Regions from separate parts of the Homo sapiens genome. Here region 2 is linked to region 1. Evidence: chromatin loops called from intact Hi-C (ENCODE). Cell type or tissue: dorsolateral prefrontal cortex. All regions are shown on one strand.

The links. Peaks named below come from ENCODE experiments on the same cell type or tissue, not always from the same donor. Only the 100,000 strongest peaks of a DNase experiment are listed, where the experiment ranks them.
Region 2: it touches region 1 in a loop (2.9-fold over the local background); 3 of 110 quality-filtered maps call a loop at or near these places.

What each region holds. Positions count from the first base shown.
Region 1 is chr2:71,605,816-71,613,815 of GRCh38, reverse strand. It overlaps DYSF (dysferlin), which reads right to left. Exons shown (of 56, transcript NM_001130987.2): 37 at 2,470-2,571; 38 at 2,190-2,351; 39 at 1,010-1,175; 40 at 406-482. Among named protein-coding and RNA genes, the nearest start is that of DYSF, 140 kb to the right of the region's middle. In dorsolateral prefrontal cortex, CTCF peaks have their summits at 3,495 and 3,697 (motif pointing left); a DNase peak (open chromatin) is centred at 6,195; H3K27ac peaks cover 4,040 bases.
Region 2 is chr2:72,742,921-72,750,920 of GRCh38, reverse strand. The region is part of intron 1 of EXOC6B (exocyst complex component 6B); the gene reads left to right. Among named protein-coding and RNA genes, the nearest start is that of EXOC6B, 79 kb to the left of the region's middle. In dorsolateral prefrontal cortex, CTCF peaks have their summits at 4,762 and 4,962 (motif pointing right); no DNase peak of the experiment used is centred here.

The DNA of each region.
Region 1 (8,000 bases):
TAAGAAGGGGCCTGTCCCAGATAGGGAGATGGGGCTGGAGGACCCCAGAGATGGCCCACTCACTCCCTCCCCTGTCGTCCTTCTCTCATTTGCTCCTCACCCTGATTTTCTGGTGATCTCCAGGAGAAAGCCCTCACCATGGCCCCCAGGGTAGATGGCCTATTTTTCACATATGCATCCAAGAAAAGGGATTGAGTCTTGCCCAGATGAGCACACCCCACCCCCCTCAGCCAGACTGAAAGCTCCCATCTGGGTCTCTCTACTGGACAGTGTCCAACCGCAGAGCCCAGAAGGGGATGTGTATAGAGGCTGTGTGATAATGAAGGGTAGGGGAGAAGGGGTGGGAATTGATGAGGAATGGAGGGGAAAGGTGACCCAGGCCTCCCTGGAGGATGCCCATCCTACCTGGATGGGGATGAGGGGCTCCTTGTCATCAATGTCGATGAGCACGTCTTCCCCAGGACTGAGTAGGCTCACATCGTCTGCAGGGGAGGGAGCCATCCAGGCCTGAGAGGGGCTCTCTCAAAAGGCTCGCCCCTCACCAGCCCCAGGGCTCAACCAAGGGACCAAGACAAGACCCTGCAGTCTCTCCACATTTCTCAGTCGGTATCTCTCTCTTCCTACTTCCCAATAAGTCCCTCTCTCATCTCCATCTCTCCCATCCTCCTTCACATGCTCTGTCTCCCACTTCTGTCTTCCTCTCCTCACATTTCTTTCCTCCCTCCCCGCATCATTGTCTCCCTGCCCTCTCTCTCCCTCCCCCTGGGCCCACTTTGAGCCCTCACCCCTCAGCTCCAACGGGTATCAGTCACCTGCTCCTGGTGCCCCCCACCCAGAGCTAGGCTCTGCCCTAAGGAAGGTCTCCACCCTGTGGTCTAGCAGAGCAGAAACCACTTCTCATTCAGGTCTCCGTAAGAGAAGGGTTTCAGGATGCATCTCAACTAGGAAGGGTAGCTTGGCCCTGAGGCTCCCCCTTCCCTGACCTGCCCATCATCTCCCCTTCCCCTACCTGGGCCACCCTGTGGGGATGGACTCTCCGCCGAGTAGGGGTCACACAGGAAGCTCTCCAGGGAGCGGATGGTACACTGGCCCACCACAGGCCGGCGGCCAAACTGGCGGTTATCGATGACCTTGACGGTGATGGGGGGGCAGTAGAGCTCCTCCCTGGGCAGCATCTGGGTGGAGGAGGAAGAACGCACTGGCCTGAATCCCCCTCTGGGAAGTCTCCAGGTCAAGCCCAAAGAGCAGAAAATGACTATAAACCGCAGATAATCCCCACAGCCAGAAATCCAAAATGGTGGCTGGCCCAGAGCTGGGCAGTCGAGCGAAGCCACACACCTTTTCTGTCGGCCCCTTGAATGCTGCATGCAGAGGCCGGCTTTCCCCCCACAGCTTTACCTTCCAAATGCATCCTGTTCAGCCTGAAGTGGAAACGAGGCTGCGCTCCCTCACTGGCTGGGGAGCGGGCGAGGGGAGTTGGCCCGGGACTCAACATTTCTTACAGACAGTCCCCCCAAGTGGATACTCAAGAGTTGGCTTACAGACCCAGATTCTTCCCCCCACACACCCCAAAAGCACTTTGAACACAACTTGAAATAATTTATATGCTCTCCTTCAGGGGCGGCTTTGGCTCGGCCAAGAGGAGGCTTCTGTTGACAGCCACTGGGCCTGGAATTTCTACAGCGCTTTCATCTTGCAAACCATTTTCTTTTCCTCAGACCTGCCTTACTCTGGCCACTAGGTCTAGGCATCCCAGGGAGGTGGAGAGGCCTGGAGGGCCTGAGGGCTGTGGGGGTGAGCTCCTTTGAGGGGGCCCAGGCTGGGGGAGGACATGGTCAGAAAAGGTTTGGAGGAATCCTGGAAAGCCAAGCCCTAGCAGGTCCCCAAGGGCGCTCCAGGGGACTGAAACCTGTCCCAGAGGGACAACAGCCAGGGGATGTCTCCTTGGGACTTTCGCTGATCTAGGATTTGGGTATAGGAGGAGCAGGTTGGCCCCGTTTGTCCTACTCAGAGGCCTGAACCCTTCCAGTGAGGAGGGTATGAGCATTTCTCCCCATGTTCACAGGAAAGTGAGGGGTCCTACCCTGGATCCCGCAGGGAATTGGAGCACAAGCCCCAGGCTGCTCGGGGACATGTAGAACTTCTAGCCCCAGGACTCTGGAAGGGGACAGTAGGGAGGTGGGGCTCACCACTTCCATGAAGAGGGTGCAGATGTCAAAGTTGGGGTTCTTCCGGAGGTTCCTGATGACACAGGACTGCACCGTCTGGCCCCCACACTCTACCACGAGGCTGGGGGAGGAGATGTTGGCCAGCTGGTAACTCTTCATGTTCCGCAGGCCCCATGCCAGGATCTAAGCACACAGAATGAGGAGAGTGGCTCAGAAGGCCCCGGGCCCCAGGAAAGGCTGGGGCCAGGAAGGGGAAGGGCAGGCTGCTCCCAGCCCCCACGCCCAGGCCCGGACGGCTCACCTCGATGGCGGTACGCTGGAGCGCTGGCTTGATGTTCTGAGGAACCATGTAGATGTTGGCCTCCCTCTGGGGTGGTGGGTAGGGCAGGTCTGTGTCCTCAGACTGCAGTGGACAGCAGGTAGAATGGAGACAAAGGTGGAAGGAAGACCAAGGCAAAAAGACAAGAGAGAAGGACAGATAGGACAGAAAGAAATGCCAAGTGCAGGGAGAAACAGAGAAGGAAAGACAGAAGTGGACAAACAGGGAGGCAGAAACGAAAAAGCTAAGTCAGTTTCGGCCAGGCATCATCTTCTCCAGGATCACAATTCCAGCACCTTCATCCAGGGTTCAGGTCACCTTGTTCCAACTGAATCCCGTCACCCCTCCTCCCATAATGCAGGCTCTGATGCCCCCTGAGCTGCTCCGGGTCTGCCCCTCCCTGATACGCACACAGCATATGCGTGCACACACTGCCTATTCCATCCTGGCAGATCCACTTCAGCCCCTCTCAGTCCCAGAGAGGACCATGTGCCTGCCCGCCAGCCTGGTTCTCCTGCCTCCTGGCTCAGACCCTTCCGGGTTATCATCTGTCCTGGTATTTCTTCCCCACCCCTAGACACCTTCCAGCCCCAAACCCCCACCTCTCACGCCTGTCCCCTGTGAGGACAGAATACTTGCATTGTGAGCCAGAAAGAGAACAACTGAGCAATGGGAGAAGGGGCTCCCCAGAGCACCAAAGCACACTGCTGGGGAGGGTCTCTCTCCACTACAGAGACGAGCAAGTGTGTGTCAATTCTGGCCTACTAAGAGTTTGCCAGAAAGAGTTGGGCAGGAATCCTCAATGATCACAAAGAACTACATGAGGAAGCAAGGTGGGGCAAGGGAGGCAGGTACTGCCTTAGATAGTTAACCACCAATAACAGCAGTTAGGAACACAGGTGTGAGTCCTAACTCCACTATGTATGACGTTAAATAAATTATTTCACCTCCTATAGCTGAATGTTTTCATCTATAAAATGGTTAGCAAAAGTTGTCAACCTCTAAAGGTTAGGGTGAGGGTTGAGGAAGTTAATACCTGTATAACCTTTAGAGCTTCATGTAAACCTTCAACAGGACTATTAGCCCATGTGGTGTCTTTGTGACAATTAGAGAAAAATGTGCTTAAGACTCTTTACTTCCATGTCAGAAAGTTGTCATATTTTCTGAGTTTATTAGAACAAGACACTTTACTGCCACCTATTGGGAAATTGTTATAATAAATACAAGTATATGGTGTCTGTGCTAGAAATGCAGCCCCTTAGACACAGTGTCCTTGTGCAGTGCCCAACCTGCACATCCATACATGGAGGGCCTGACACTCCGGAAATGTTAACTATAATTAAAAGGACTGTGATAGACACTTTACAGAGCTTGCCTCATGTAATCTCATTTATTAAACAATGAAATCATTGGATTCATTCTCCAAGTGACTTCTGTTGGGTTCCTTCTGCGAGGATGGTACATCCATACAGACGCTCTGCCATAGATGGTGGGAGCAGTCAAAGCAGAGAAAGATATCAGCTTCCCCCCACCTCCATGAATCACTTCACAGCCAACCCAAGCCACACTCCTGTGCAGCGACACCCTGATGACACCATGTTTCCCCCAACCTACAGCAGTTGGAAGCTTAGTCCTAGAATCAGACCTCAACTCTAGTTCCAGCTCTGCCACCTCCTCGCCATTAGGCCTTGGACAGATTACTCAACTTCAGTGACTCAGTATTCTCAGATGAAGATCTGAGATAAGCTGCTCCGAGAATTAAATGAGAGAACACATCTGAAGAGCGCCTGGCACACAGGAGGCGCTTAGTAAATGGCTGTGACTGTAACTATTACTAGAATTGTTGTTAGTACCATTGTTTTTGCCATTGGTGTTGGTGTTGATCTCCCCAGGGTGACTTCAAGAGAGCTGAGCCATTAGAAGCATCTTTCAGAGCAACACTGGCTTTATTACTATCTCTAAGTCACCAGGGCATAAAGCAAAAAAACTTATCATTTTCCTCCAGACCCACAATGCAGGTGACATGATGCAGGAAGCACCTGCATTCCTGACCGTCTGATAAGCAGGGGTGATGGACAGGGCTGCTGCAGTGCACAGCTCCAGGGGCTGCTATGCATGTCACAGTCCACATGAAAGGTGCCCTTGGAGGATGGAGGCAGGGCCTACACAGCTTCTGCAGTGACCTGGCTGCTATGGGGACCCCCAGTTTGATGTCCTCCCTGGGCACTCCAAGGCCACCAGCTGCAGGTGGCAGCACAGCAGGGTGTCCTCTTTAAAGACAGGGTTGCACTTGAATGCCTGCTTGTGGTCTGTTCATGGCCCCTTATGGCTATGCCCAACCCAATATGGACCCAGAGCCAAAAACCCAAGACAAAGAGGGGCCAAAAAAAAAAACCATCAGGGAGGGAACAGCCCCAGGATCCCCTGAGTGGAGTGGCAGAAAGACCAATCTTTCTCATACACTTGTTCTCTTAAAATCACTAAGGAAAACTCATGAATACATTCCTCCCAGAATATTTCCTCTCTAGGCCCCCAAACGCTGGGCAGTATCCACTTTATCCCTCATTTCCTCGGTCTGTCCCTCGGGGCTCCCTCGAGCTCCGTGGTGATGACATTCCTCTCTAAAGGCTGGGGACCAGGCTCCGCATCTTCAGGAGCCTGCTTGCTGAGGACAGGGGAACAAGAACCTGGAGAAGGTTAAGCTCCAATACCGTTTGGAGAAGGCCCTGGAGGAAGAAGGCAGGAGCACACAGCTGCGGAGCGTCGGGCCCAGCGGAGGCAGAAGGAAGAGACAGGCAGAGACAGTGGTTAGAGGTGTGTCCAGGCAGCTTCCTCAGCATGAGGCCACAGCATGCATCCCAAGGCCATCTCTGTCCACCGTGCTGTCCCCAGGGGTCCCAGGACATGCTTCTTCCCTGCCATTTCCTGCCACCTCCCAGGGTTGCCTGCCTCTGTGGCTCCCCCTCTGACCATGCGTCCAAATGCTCCTCCCCAATTTTTCACACTATCTCCTGGATCTGCTCCTTCCCAATTTAAAGACATCCCCATCTCCCAAATCCACCCGCGCCCTCCTCTCTGCAGGCTCCCTCCTCTCCTCTCTCTAATCCTGTCTCCATCCACTACCTCTCCTCCCTCATGTCCACACCACCTGCTTCCCAGTGCACCCTGCTTCTGCCCTCAGCACCCCTCCCCGGAAATTTGTCTCCAGAGTCCCCTACCCGAAGGACACTCGTGGGCTCTTCTCTCTCTCACCCCCTCAGCAGCATCTGGCCAGCTAACCTCATCTCCTTCCCAAACAGTCTCTCTGGATCCACACTGCTGGCCCTCACCCTGTTTGCTGAGCCTCCTCTGCAGCCTTCCCATCTTCCTCCACCAAGCCCTGATCTGCTCCTTAGCCCTCTCCTAGACTTTCTGCTCCCAAACATCTCTGCTAAGCCCCAATATCTTACTGCTTAGTTCATTAATGTGTCCTACTGGCCTCTCACACTGAACTTGTCCAAAACTGGATTCTTCATCTTCCCCCTCAGAACCTGCTCTCTTCAAGTCTGACCCCACCATCTAGACAACCAAGCCAAAAGCTCCCACGCCACCCTTGGCTCCTCCTGCCCCTCATCGCCCTGCCTGACTGATCACCAAACACTGGTAATCCTGTCTCCTGAACATCTCTCACGCCCGCCCACCCATCTCCTTTGCTCAGTGCAAGCCACTACCCTCTCTTGCCTGGATTCACCAGCATCCCCCTTTCACTTGGTTTTGACACCCTCTCCCAACAGCCCACGCGTTCTACAATCTGCAGCCAAGGCAGGCTTTCTAATAATGTCACTCTTTGTTTCAAGTCCTCCAATGTCTTCCCATCTGCTCAGGATGAAGTGCAGACTCTTCAAAGTAGCCTCCACAAGACCTCTAATCTTCCAGCTCCTGCTGCCTTCTCTGGGCATGTCTCTCATGAGATAAATTTCCCCTTGATGACCCCAAGTAGTGATGAACCACCTCCTGGGACACACGCAACCCCTGCCCTTCTGAATGCTAGCAGGTTGCAGGAGGCACCATGCTCTTTTAGCTTTGAGGCTTGGAGCTCAGTGGTCCCTCTGTCTGAAATGCACTTCTACCCCTACTCCTCCTGTACTTCCTATTCAGACAGCAGGTGTCCATTTAAATCTTTCCTGGTGCCCCAAGCTTAAGTACCCCCGTAGCTCCCATAGCAACTTACACTTATTCCCATAGAAAGACACATCAATCCATCACCCATGCTATCTCCACGTGTTCATTTGATTGTGTCCTTGGTTAAACCAGCAATTCTGTACACAGGGACCATAGCTGAATTCCCCCGTCCAACAAATAAATGATTATGAATGGATAACTGAAGGGGAAGAGGGAGGGTGAAGACAGAAGAGTGGGTGGATGGGAGGATAAAGGAATGAATCCAACACGCACTGTCCTCCTTCCTAGCACCCGTGCCTGCTCTAGCCTGACCCTGGGTCCTCCCCAGGCCTGCTCATTACTCCCTCTGGTTCAATGGGCTTTCTTTACTGCCAACTGAATCTAACCCATTTTTAGGGCCTAATTCAAGGTCTCTAGAAAATCTCCCCAAGACGCTCCAGAAACGTCTTATAACCTGACTCTGACTCTCTTAACCCCGTCTACATGACCCTTTCCCCACATACCCCATTCCTATGGTCCTAAGGGATCTCTGATCATCTCCCAGGCAGGAGTCCTGAGGTCTCTGCCAGCTCTTGAGCCTGGTTTTCAACTTTTTTTCTGGTCCAGCCCACTTGAGGGGCACAGCACCCCCTCTCCAGGACAGTAATTCTCAGTGAGGGTGCTGCGACCCTCACTGCAACTGGGAAGCCTCTCAGCACTGCTGGGCAGATGGGGTGTAGACTGAAAGTGCCACCAGAACATCCTGATTCACTGTCCTAGGGTTGATGGAGGACTCTGATAAGCCTAATCAGAGGAAGCCACATTTGACCAGCTCCCGTCTTGCTCCCTTCAAATGCAGGGCAGACCAGGGGCGGCTGCAGAGATGGGTTCTACAGGTGTGCAGAGTGTTGATCAAGCCAGCCCAGACCAAGAAGACCCCAAGAACAAGTGAAGCTCTCTCCCCTACCAGAGCTGAAGCCATCCTCAAGCCCACTTCAGTCTATCAGTCCCGCTGGCCAGTTTACCACGAAGAACCAAGGCCCTGAGCCATGAAAGGGGCACCCCCAGCCCAGTCTAGGGGCCACCATGTTAGACAGGAGTCGCTCCCAGGGCAAGGGAAGTGTTGGCAAGCCTCCTGCATCAGCCGGGTCATCAGTAGCCTATGGACCCTCACCTCACCCAGCAGAGGACAGAAGACGCTGCAGTCACATCCTGGTTCCTCGGGGAGCTCCAGGCAGGGGGCAGCCAGGCAGGCTGGGAGGGCTCCATTGTCTGCCTGCCCCACCCAGCTCGTTAGGAACAATATGTTGCTCTAATTACACTTCCCAGGAAAAACAGTGTTTTAAATTAAGGCCTTGGGGGAGGAATGGGGG
Region 2 (8,000 bases), 1.1 Mb before region 1:
TTCCTTGTATGTTTTATGACTTTTGATACTTAAGTTCCAGTTCAATGGAGTATTATTTGTGAGAATTCCTAGAAGTATAGGTTAAGGTATATTTCTCTGGAGAAGATTTGCCTTTGCTTCAGTTGGTTATTTGAGGGTATTAACAACCATGCTGGGACTACTTTAAAAATAAATTGTCAGTTGAGATTTCTCAGACCACAGAAGATTGATAGTATGAGTGTAGACCTCCCTTCTGTGAGAAGGCTGGCATGTGCTTTCAAATTATCATGGGAGTTTTCTCCTTCCCTCACCCAGAGCTAACACCAGATAGGCAAGTTTACTTGCAGTCTCCCTTTATGAGGAAGTGTTTTTCTATTTTATCTTTTACTAATGATGTATTCTGGGGTATCTTCGCTTCATTCATTTGAAGGCCTCTGATTTGACTCCCCATCTTGTGTGGGCAATAGGCCATGTCTCTTTTTCTCTGTATGGCTATAAAATAGAAGCATTAGGTCAGAGGTGATTAGAGAGATTAGGTTAGAGGTGGTTAGAGGTGATTAGGAGTTTGATAGTAGAAATGTTTTTCACAGTGTATCCAATCTTCCATACGGTTCATGGAACTTCATCCTATTTTGCCTGCTTTGTTCTTTATTATGTTTTAGGATGGAAACTACTCTGATGCCTTTCCATCCATCCTCTTTCATGTACTTAATTGCTTATAGAGTTAAAGAGTTTTAAATTGTGGTCACTTTTGGCCATGGGGTATCAGCAAACAACCACTTACGGGTGAAATTGGACCAGGAGTTGAATGTGGTGTTGTTAGGTCTGGTTCTTTCTCAGAAAATTAGAAAAAAGTGTGTGTGTGTGTTTGTGTGTGTGTAGGTATGTGTGTGTGTGAGGTATGTATATGTATATATGTGTCACCCACATATATAGCATATATACTATATATAATACATGCATTTATATATATAGTATACATAACATATACATCTACAAATGAGGTTACTTACATTTATTAGGGTTTGATTCAGAGATTCTAGGAAACTTGCATGGTCTATTTTGTTAAGTCCACATTAAATCTACATGCATAAGTGGATCATGGCTATTCACTGCTGTGTTTCTACCATACTAGTGTTAACCATTATTGGTTTGTCTTTCTCTGTTAATAGCTTAATGATACCTATCATCAGAACCATAATGATAATTTTAAGTGTGGAGACCGAAGTGTTCCAAAAATTATTCATTTTTCTTTTTTCTCTCAGTAGAATCATGTTTCAATACTTAATACACAGTCTCTTAATATTTGCATATGTCTTCAGAGTAATTATTTAATTAAATATGTAGGGTGGTGCAAAAGTAATTGCAGTTTTGTGATTTTTTTAATGGCAAACATTAAAAGTAGTGGCAAAACTGCAATTACTTTCCGCTTTAATGGCAAAAATTAAAAGTAATGGCAAAACCGCAATTACTTTTGCACCACCCTGCTACTGAATATCTTTTGTAAAGAATCTGGAAGAGTTTTATCAACATGCCCTAGATTCAGACTCATTATGTTGATGATAGATACTAAGTGAACTGGTCATTTCATCTAGCTCCAACATCACATGTTTAAGTGTTAAACTTAACACACTGAATTACATGCAGTGAGACCAGAGCTAACCTACCAAGTGTATTATAACTCCTAAACAACTGTATTAGTACTCTGCTTTCAGCAGTTTTCTAGGTTAGAGTCAATAAGTATCACCAGGCTGTAGAGGTACTTTTTTATATCTTATCTTATAATTAGCAGCAACATTCATGATCTAACTTTTATCTGCCAGATTTCATGACCACCACTGAAAGATACAATGAAATAAAATCTTTTTGCACCTAACACAAATAGATACAAAGGACAAAGTGAAGCCACTAATAATCCTGTTTTGCCTTTATATCTTCAGTTACTGTTGGTGATTACTTGTTCTAATAGTGTGACATTATCATAGTAGCAATTATGGCAGTCTCTATGTTCTTAATTTGGAGTTTCCTTGTTTTCATTAGTTTATTTCCTAATAGTCTGTTGTTGATTTGACTGATGTTTTGGGACAATTCCCCCTTCTCCACTTTCCTGTGGTATTTAACCAAAACCAGGTTTTAGTAGGCCCTTTGGCTAGGTGTCAGTTGAAGCTGCTCCACCCTGCTTTTATTCCTCTGGAAATAGCCATCATTGGGGTTCCCTTCCTGCCTTGAGAGAAATCTGCATCACAGCATTCTTTTGGTTATATGGGCTATCTTTGTGTGAAGCCAGTTGGATACCTTGGTATCTTCAGAGCTGGAAAAAGGATTTGAATGTATTTGATCTCCTGTGGCAGTACAAAAATATTTGGGTATAGTGTTCAGTTAGAATTCATGTTAACTAGCATATGCTTCTCCTGTCATTGATGATGATCTGATTGATCTCCTTCATCGTTATGCACCCAGAGCATCCAGATTACAATACTAAGGTTGGAATTAAACTGATAGACAAACTGAAGTAAGGAGAAGGGACTTTAAACTCCTTTTGACCTCCTGCAGTTTCTCTTTCAACATCATGCACAAATCTGTTTTTCCACTTTATTTTTAACATTTGGAATAAACAAAAATACTAATGATGCTTTTATGGAGCTTAATGAGAAGAAAATGTTTGAGGAATAAAACCATGACAGAAGTTTAAAAACATATATATGAAAAAGAAAAGACCAGAATAAACTCTGGAATTTTTCCTTGAATTAATCAAAAACAAAAACCAAAATGTTCAGTTCATTGTGTCTTGAAGTTCTCCGTGGTTCTGAAAACATCTCAACAGAAATGCTTTGTATCATGGGATACACTTTTGCATCCACCTCTGAAACAACTAGAAATCCTCATCAGTTAGTCTCCTACCTTTTTCCATCTTCATCTTATATGGAGGACCTCCTCTGTGCCAGGCTGTGTGCCAGCAGGTAGAGATAAAATGGGTAAGACATAGTCTCTCCCCACAAGGAGATTAGCATTCTAGTATGGGGAGATTGGCAAGTGAATGGACAATCAGATATAGTTTAATAAATTCTGTAAAAATGATAATCACCGAGGAGGAGCACATAATAGAATCTATGTGATTAGGGAAGGTTTCCCAGAAAAGGTGCAAGCTGAAAATTGAGAGGCAAATGGGAGTTACTCTTAACTAAACTAGAAGCAAAAGGAGAAGAATGGCCTAGGTCCAGGGAACAAGATTGCTTTGTAAAGTGTGTAGACTCTGACTTGCTCTTGGTTGTTTCTTTGATTTGCTTGTTACCTTTGAAGACTGAACAATGTTGCATCATTTAGGATACTTTCCTTTGCAAGTAGCAGAATATCAAGGGAAAGTGGCTTAAACAATGGGAAATTTATTAAGTCATATAACATGATGTTTGGAGATAGGGCTGTTTCAGGATTGCATCACTATCAAAGAGCCGAGTGTTTTCCATTTTCCCCTTTGCCATTCTAAGATTTTTTGGGCAATATCTTCTTCCTTTTCAGAATGGTTACTGCATCCTCAAACATTATGCTTTCACAGGACAATGTCTAAGGCAGGAAAAGCAGTTTCTTTTCCTGAATGCTTCAGGAAAGAAAACCTTTTCTTGGATCCTCACTGCCAGATTTTCCTTCTCATTGGTGAGATAAGTGTGTCACTGACCACCATATATTAACTGGTCACTCACAAAGAGAATGCAATTACCATGATTGGTTTACAGACTAATTAATATTTATCCTTTGTGGTAGGACAGAAATATCAGAATGAATTGGGACTCTTCCAATAGGAGGAAGAAGAGAATAGTTGTGTAGGCACAACTAATAGGCAACTTACTCATCTTGAAGTAGAAGTTTGTCTCTCTCTCTCTCTTTTTAAACCACTTAGCTTTGTGTTGGGCTTCATATTGCATTAGCTTTTTCTGTTTTCTTTGGGGGTCAGGCCTAATTGTATCGTAGCAAGCAATTAATTTTGATTAAGGCATTTAACTTGCCTGGGCCTCAGTTTCCTTGAGTGTACAATGAGAGCTTTGTCTTCCATCTCTAAGACCTGTTTCAACTAACATTTTGGGGGCCCATGCCACCTGCTTGCTTTCCTTGTTCAAAGAGATAGACTGATGCAGTAGAGAGGACACTTTCTAGCTATGTGAAGTTGGCAAGTTGCTTCATCTTGGGTTACAGGTTTCTCATTTATAAAATGGGAATAATGTCTAATTTATAAGATGCATTGGATTTAAATGAAATAATGCTTATAACATTATTTTTCCTCCTTCTTTGACAAGCAAATTTGAATTAATATAGGCTCTAAGCAAGTGATATAATCCTGTAGTGGTTTGGTACAGGTGAATGGTAAATATTTGTTCAACAGAATTACTCAAGTGCCATTTTATAAATTAAGATCTCTTAATATGCACATGAAATTTAGGTGGGCTATGGATATAGTATCATTATGAAATCTAGAGCTATGCACCAGATAGTTATACGAGGATAAATAATTTACTTTTTGCACAAACCGGTGGTTTATTTGGGGGTTTTTGGAAACCAGACTCCACATGGCAGCATTTATTTAGTTGAGTCAAATTTAGGCTATAAAAAGTTTAGTTAATTTCCATATATTTCTTCTTGTTTGCCTTTTACTAAGTACTATAGTAAAGTATATACTTTACTAAGAATATTATTGAGATTATCACAAATAATTAAACTAGTGGTGCAGTTTATTCCATAGATTGTCTTGTTTAACTGCAACATAACCTGGACATGTCAAAAACCTATGCCTTTGTTCTCAAGATCCTGCTTTCTAATAGTAATGGAAATTTAAACATTAGAGTACCTTACATATCATTTAGTAATCAGCTATAAGTCTCTGACCAACAGGTATTATGGAATATAGTTTTTAGATTTTTAAGCGGTCCTGTTTACTTGTAAGGCCACATCATTTCAAGGAATGTTAGAAAAGGGCCATCACTAGATGGCAGTCTTTCTCTACCTTAAGGTATTAAAAGAAAAAAATGCCACACTTTGTTCGACTGCATTGTTGACTACTGATATTAGATTAGCTTCAGTAGTAAATTTCTGACCTTTTCAGTGTTTAAGTCTTGTTTATTTTTGTTTTTAGCCTTTTATATCTGATGGATATGTTGGTTAGCAAAGTGTTATATTTAAATGTGCTTGAAATGCTGATTCATGGTGAACTGTTAGGTAGTGATCAGTCATAATTGCCTCTTCCTTTGGTAGACAATTTGAAATAAAATCTTTAAATTTGTGGTTTTTAACCTATTTGGTAACCAGATGGAAACTATTGGAAACTTTTTTTCTTAAAAATGCATATATGTACATCTACCTATATATACAAAATCCACCTAGGATCTGGGAATCATGGATTTCCTGAAACATACCTATGGAACACAAAGTCTTTTAAATATAGTCTTTATCCCCTGTTTTAAATATGGGTGTTTTACGTTTTATTCTTTCTTTTTTTTTAATTCTCAAAATACTCTGGCGATCTACTGCAAACCTTTCATGTTATTCTGCATAATAATTAAAGAGAATATTACAATCATAATGGTCCTAAGATAGGAGTAACAGATGGAGAGTAGTGATAAGCAGGTAGAAACTTTATTAACTTGTGTTTTATTTTGTTTTTTAAAGAAATGGGATCTCACTATGTTGACCAGGCTGGTTTCAAGCTCCTGGCCTCAAAGCAATCCCTCTATCTTGGCCTCCCAAAGTGCTGGAATTACAGGTGTGGGCCACCACCCCTGATCCATTAACTTGTTTTGAACTACTGCCTATTTATACTATTCTACAAATGTATGATCTTAGCATTGTTGACTAAACTTGAAAGTGGAGGCGAACTGTAGATACTTAAAGCTAAGCTAGTACTTTTAAGAGAATTGTAATTGATTGCTTCCTATTTTCTAGATGAGAAAGTTGAGGGTCGGAGAGATTAACTGGATTGGCCAAAGACCTATATATAGCAAGCTAATTACAGTGCTAAGATGAAGGCCACATAGTCAGGCAGCTAAAATCCACATTTCCTTTCTTAGGTTTTTGATTTTTTTTTTCTTTAAATAGGAAGATCAGAGAGCCTAGGGAGGCATTATTAATATAAGTTCTGCATTTCTTAACTTTGGAATTTGCTTTTCTGTGAGGTTGTCTTTTGTGACGTTACCGTAGATCTCTGGAGGGAAGAAATGAAAAGAAGTTTTACCCAGTAGAATGAACTATACTTGCCATTTAACTTAGAAGTATATTGAGTCAAGTCAGGGTGTACTGAATTTGAAACCAAGAGATTGTCTACTATTGAATAATATATCAGCTTATGCAATTTATATTGAGGAGTTTTCGGTGATTCTTCACGTTCTCCAAGTGTCAAGGTAAATCAGTATCTTTACATGGAAACCTTTCTTTTCCTTTCCTTTGAAAGGGGGAAAAGTTAAGCTTATTTGAGATTACTTGAAATGTCAACGGTAGATTCTCTTATGTATTCCAAACAGCTTTTTCAGGCAAGTGGTTATTCTACAGTTTTCCTACTTGTCAAAGCAGAGATTGTTTATAATTTATTTGACAATCTCCCTTTATTTCAAAGGAAGGAGAATGAATCCAGATTGCTCTGCCTTTTCTGAAGTAAGTGTTCAGAATCTTGACTGGAAGCCAAACATGTACAGTCATATGTTGCTTAGCAGAGAGGATATGTTCTAAAAAATGTGTCATTAGGTGATTTTGTTGTTGTGTGAACATCATAGAGTATACTTACACAAGCCTAGATGGTATATAGTCTACTACACACCTAGGCTATATGGTATAGCCTATTGCTACTAGGCTGCAAACCTGTACAGTATGTTGCTGTACTTAATACTGTAGGCAGTTATAACATACTGGTAAGTATTTGTATATCTAAATGTAGAAAAGGTAATGTGTTGCACTACAATACAAAGCCTATGACTTCACTAGATAATACAGTGGGACCACCATTATATATGTGGTCCATCGTTAACTAAAACATTATTATGCAGTGCATGACTATTCCTTTCATCTATGGCTACTGCTGAGTTTTGGGTGGTAGAACTGACCTCCTGTGGGGGGTGTGGTTTCTGATCCAGAGGATCAGCATAGTGATCCAGTACCCAGAAAGGATTATAGAACCAGAAAATGTTGGCAATGAGCAAATGAGTATTTCTTGAACAAATGTCAGAAATCAAAGAGTCCTTAGAGATAGTGTTAGTCATTCTTTACTCAGTGAATGTTTACTTATTGTCTACTACCTGTCTGGCACTGTTATAGAGGTACAGTATGACAGACAAAATTCTTGCCCTTGAACTTACAATCTAGTTGAGGTGGGTTGTGGGGAGGCGGAGATAGACAACATATCATGGACGGTGAGGAGGAAGAGATTGTTCAAAGGTATAGGGGATGAGCATTACTAGTATAAGAACTGCAAAAACAAAATTCTTGAGGCGGGAAGAGGCTTTAAAAAAAGCCAGGGTAGCTGGAACTTAGAGGATGGAAGGGAATTTGGGTGGGAACTAGAGAAAGGAGAGAAATGAGGTTAGAGAGGTAATGTGAGGTTACATTATGTAGGGCCTTACAGGCAGCAGTAAAGAATCAAGATTTTAATTCTGATCATTTTTGTTACTGTGTGGAGTGTCTGTTTTGGGGCAGGGGGTGGAGTAGATGGAAAGTGCAGAATGGAGACTGTCAGGAGGCTGTTGCATTGGTCCATTGTGGTGGTAATGTAGATTTAGATCGTGTTTTAGTGGAAATGGTGGAATATGGTAAATGTTAAGACATGTTTCGGAGGTTGAGTTGTCAGGACTTATTAATGTATTGGATAGGGTATGTGATGGAAGGAGATAGATTAGGAGTCATTCCTAGATTTTTGGCTTGGGCAATTGTATAGTGTGCCTTTAGCTGTGATGGGATGGGTAGGCGGTTGGGAAATTTGAGGAGGAACAGGTATGGGAGTGGAGATACATTAGTAATAAATACTTTTTTTTCTACGTTAAATACTGAGA